Regions from separate parts of the Homo sapiens genome. Here region 1 is linked to region 2. Evidence: read pairs that join two places in POLR2A ChIA-PET (ENCODE). Cell type or tissue: GM12878. All regions are shown on one strand. Region 1 overlaps CDYL (chromodomain Y like). Region 2 overlaps CDYL (chromodomain Y like).

Region 1 (2,500 bases), 81 kb after region 2:
ACACGCTCATGAAACAGACAAGCTATACTCACCCTAGTATTTCAAAACTAAAAATATCAACTTTCTGTAATGGCAGGAAGGGTGAAGAGGTCACACAAACACTCACAGATAACATTTATAATAACTGTTTTTTGTTTTTTTGAGGTAGGGTCTCACTCTGTCACCCAGGCTGGAATACAGTGGTGCAATCATAGCTCATTGCAGCCTCAACCTCCTGGGATCAGGTGATCCTTCCACCTCAACCTCCCAAGTAGCTGGGACTACACACACTGCCATCACACTCAGCTAAGTTTTTTTTATTTTTAGTAAAGACGGGGTCTCACTATGTTGCCCAGGCTTGTCTCAAACTCCTGGCCTCAGGTGAGACTCATGCCTCATCCTCTCAAAGTGCTGGAATTACAGGTGTGTACCACCATGCCAAGCTAATTAGTGATTTTTTTTTCAATGATCTAAAGGTAGTATTTGCAAAAGCCAGGAAGAGAGTTAAATCTCAAAAACTGTAACTAGAAGGGTTAAGAATTGTGAGTTTGTGGCATCTTGGCTCAAGGCACTGCTCAACTCCCACAGCTATTGCTGCAAAACATGGGGGCAAACAAAAGCCAGTTCCTCACCAACTAAAGGTGCCAGATATCAAAATCTGGAATTGGGGAAGCAGCTAGAAATTTAAAGCACTCTGACAGCACTAGAATATAGAGGTGACACTCAAATTCAGAGCATAAGATGCTGAAATCCCTAGCTGACAGCTGAACTACATACTACATATGTGCTGAGGAAACCACAAGCAGCACGGTGAAAAAGCAGTCAGAAACCAGAAAGCAATATTTTTAAAAAAGAGTAACATGGAGCCAAATCTGTGAATATGATGCTCTTTCCCAACTATGCTCAAGCTAGGGCGGCATAAAGCTTGAAATGTCAGAGTACAGAGCTCAAAGCTGGTGGAGTGCTAGAAACTAGGGGAATCCCCAGAATAAAGACAACCACAGAGAAAAGTCCATCTCTACTCAGATCCTTAGCCAACTTTCAAATTTTGCAGACACAGGGGAGACTCACAGGGTGCCACACTAAAACCACCACCAGTGCAAAGACCTAAGAGCAGAGGAGAGCTACAAGCGGCTGCATATCACAGGAAAAACAAAGTGTGTAGTTTGACCAAGCAGTTTATTAACAGTCTGCTACAATAAAAACACAATAATCCTCAGAAGAACACAAGAGTTCAGACTCACTACAGCATATGTCCAACTTTCCACTAGACAAGAAAAAAATAGGAAATCTTGACCCTCTGCAGGTAAAATGATAGTCAACAGAAACTGATTCCAAGTGAGCCGAAATGTTGGATTTAACAGACTTCAAACATTTATCATAAATATTTCAAAAACGTCTGAAAAACATGCCCAAAGAATTGAAGGAAAATATGGTATCAATAAGTGAACAGATATGGCAATCTCAAGGGAGAAAAATGAAACCAGAAAAACTAAAAGCCTAGATCTGAACAAAACATTTACTAAAATAAATGCATTAGACTGGCTAAGCAACGGATTGATGCTTGGTTCTGCCATCTGCAATGAACCTGAATACAGAATAATCTGAAGAACATAAAGAGAAAGAGATGAATGAAAAATAAGTAGAATTCCCAAAAATGTGACAACAGGAAGCAGTACCTTAATTGGACTCTAGAGAGAGGAAAGGAGGAAAAGACATCTGAAGACACAACAACTGAAATATCTCCCAAAAGCTCAATAAACCTCAAACAGAATAACACAAACAAAACTTCTTCTAGACACACCTTAGTCAAATGGTAGAAAGCCAAGGATAAACAAAATCTTGAAAGCAGCCAGAGAAAATGACGTCATAAACAGGAAAACAACGGCAACAATAACGATAAGAACAAAGACTTCTCCTTAGAAACTTTTAAGTCTGAAGACACTGGGACCACATATTCAAATTACTGAAGAAGGAAAAGGAAGAAAACCAGTCAACCAAGAATTCTAGTATTCAGAAGAAGTTTCCTTTAAAAATGAAGGTAAAATAAGGGCATTTTCAAATAAACTATTTGTCATTGGTAGATCTATAACAAGAAATGCTAAAGAAAGATCTCTAGTCCAAATGGAAACTACACTAGATGGCAACTTAGAGCTACAGGAAGAAATGAAGACAGCCAGAAATGGTAATTATGTGGATATATGTAATATCTTAGTTTTCTATAAAAGATGACAGCATAAAGCAAAAAATACAACACTACTGATGGGTTTACAAAGTATATAAATGCAACAACTGTGACAATAATACTAAGGATAAGTAGTGGAACTGGAAACACATCATTGAAAAAATTATATGTCTTATCCAAAGTGATTCAATATTAAAGAAAAAGCTAAGATGCATATAGCTAGAAAACCAACAGAAGAATTAAAATTAATAAGAAATTTTGGTTAACACAAAATCAGCAAAAGAGGAGGAACAAAAGCAAATAAAATCCCTTCCCTAAGAAAAGCAAAAAATGATA
Region 2 (2,500 bases):
ATCTACAGCAATCCTATCATCCATTAATGAATGCTTCCAGATGCTTTTATGGATCACTTTAGAGAACGTCATGGACAAATTTCCTACCACCATGTCTATGGCTCTCACAGTGGGGAAAGCTACTTGTAGGATGCACACACATGGTGAGTCAATGATCCCTCTGGGGGGCTGCCCCAGATACTCAAGGGTAGACTCATTTTGGAGAGTTTGCCACTGTTCTATGAGGACTACAGGATCTGATGGAGTTTTTTTCTTTACATACTCAAAGTTCTCTGATGATCACTGCTAAGGTGCAAGTCACTATGCTTCTAGGAGGAAGACAAGGGAGATAATACCTGCCCTTCACAGAGGGAGAGTGCAGTCTCAGTGTTGCATTGGTCCTGGAAAGTGCTGCTTACAATTACCAGTGAGCCCTGCATCATAGGGGCATAGGCTGACAGTGCCTTCAACAGAGCTTTCTAGATGGCTATGGCTCTTAAAGGTCTACAGCTCAGTTCAATCACTGAGTCTTGCCCTTGTTTTTGGAAGAACTGCCTGACAGTGGTCAGTCCAATCTATCCTGTTTGCCTGCTCCACCAGTCAGGTGGCACTCATCTGTGCCATGGCCATGAGTATGGGTGGGCAGACAGCCAGAGGTGCTAGCAGGTGTTCTGTGTGGCAGGTGCAGGCGCTGGCACCATCCCCTGCTGCTTCTGATAGAATTCTCCGCATGGGTCAAAGGAATGCACCAAATCGTCACCAGAGTGGTCTGGCAAGGAGGAATGGCAGATCTGAAAGCTTCACTTCAGTCCCTTGCAAAAATCTGGGAGAACCACACCAGGGCTTTTTCATCCCTGAGGAAGGCTCTAGGGGTGGTTCTGAATGACAAGGATCATTAATGTTCCCTGTCCCAGAATTTCCCAAGGTGTAATGCACTCCCCACTTCCCTAGGTACTAGCATTGTTGCTCTCCTTCCACCAGGACAAAATTGTATGTTTCCTATTTCGGGAGCTATTTTCACCTGTTTACCAATGATACCCTACTCATACCCAGCCCTTCTGTAAGCAAGGGCCAGATGCAAGAGGGACAAGGCAATTTTAGGTCGCTTACACAGATTGATTATGTCCTCCATTTTGACCAATGCGGGCCCCACAGTCATGGTAACATCTCATGGGTTATCACGTGGCTTTAATGGAAGGGCCAGGGGAGAATTTCCCAGAGCAGTGGAGTGGACGGCAAGAATGTACGTCAACTTGTTTGGGTTAAATTTCTCACTCTCCAGTGGGTCATCATCATTAGCATTGGAAACCTCATCTGGGGCAGTAAGAGCTGGAATACTAGTTGATGATCTTATTAGACACTAATATTTTCCCACAGGTGTTTGTCTATGTCAGGGTAATCTTCGACAGGGCTGCACATCCCTAAAGCTGCCAGGGTCCACTACAAAAATAATTAAGCCTTTTACTGTCATCTACCAGTGCATCTGAGGTTGGCAGGACCAGTGCTGGAAGAGCCAACCATGTGGCAACCTAGCTGTTAGCCTTCTGCCTTAACAAGTCCCACCCCTTCTTCTCCCAAAAGAACCAGCCAACATTCAGATGAAACAATTTGCCTGCTTTCCACCCCTGGTGGTTATCAATTTCTCTCCTTTAACTGTTTGAAAAGGGTCAGAACCATCTGCCCACCAAAGGGTGAAGACATCCTCCCACCCAGAGAAGAATTAGCAATAACCAGGGCATTGTTTGGGCAGCTGTGTTTAAAACTATCTCCCCAATTTCCCCTCATTAGCAGGCAGCAAAGTGAAGGACCATTTATCACTAGGATAACAATTTGGTCAACATGTCAGCTACAAATCCCATGGATTTTCCTAAAATCTCACCCATTGACCCATGAGACTCCCATCCTCCTCTTTGAGAAAAACCACAAGGAGGACAGAAGCTAACAAGTGAGCTTGCCACAATTTCAAGAACGCTCACAGACGACAAGAGACTCTTGAGTCATGGATCAATGTGAACTGGGAGCAAGCGCAGTACCCAGGGTACCAACATGTTCCTGCTCCGGTGTGCTGTGCCTCAGTCCCCAGAGGATGACACCTCTGCGTGCAATGGACGATGTCACAGGAGCAGAACCCTGAGCTTAAAAAGGCAAACTTTTATGATGGATAGTGAGCATGCCTGCTCCAGCCTCTGGCAGGAGAAATGACTTTTGTCTTCTCTATGAATGTCCTTGAAAAAGTAGTCTAGAAGAAACACAGCCAGTGCACTGCTTGCAAAAGGTGCAGAAATGCAGAAGACCTATGGAGAATTGTCTCCCAACAATTTCTGTCATGAGAAACACTAATGAAAATTATTTGGGCTGAAGCAAAATGGTACCGATGGAACCTCAGATATACAGGAAGAATGAGAACCAGAAATTGTGAATAAATATAAATACTCATTTTTTGTTTCTCTTAATTTTGTAAGACAGTGTAATAATGTTTAATGCAAAATCCCAAAAACACTATTGTGGGGTTTATCATATG

The links. Peaks named below come from ENCODE experiments on the same cell type or tissue, not always from the same donor. Only the 100,000 strongest peaks of a DNase experiment are listed, where the experiment ranks them.
Region 1: POLR2A ChIA-PET joins it to region 2 with 10 read pairs; 5 of 35 experiments call an interaction of 5 or more read pairs at or near these places.

The regions. Positions count from the first base shown.
Region 1 is chr6:4,800,180-4,802,679 of GRCh38, reverse strand. The region is part of intron 1 of CDYL (chromodomain Y like); the gene reads right to left. Among named protein-coding and RNA genes, the nearest start is that of CDYL, 25 kb to the right of the region's middle. RefSeq lists an enhancer at 270-319. In GM12878, no CTCF peak of the experiment used is centred here; a DNase peak (open chromatin) is centred at 959; H3K4me3 peaks cover 2,162 bases; H3K27ac peaks cover 2,293 bases.
Region 2 is chr6:4,881,636-4,884,135 of GRCh38, reverse strand. All of the region lies in intron 1 of CDYL (chromodomain Y like), which reads right to left. Among named protein-coding and RNA genes, the nearest start is that of CDYL, 110 kb to the right of the region's middle. In GM12878, no CTCF peak of the experiment used is centred here; no DNase peak of the experiment used is centred here.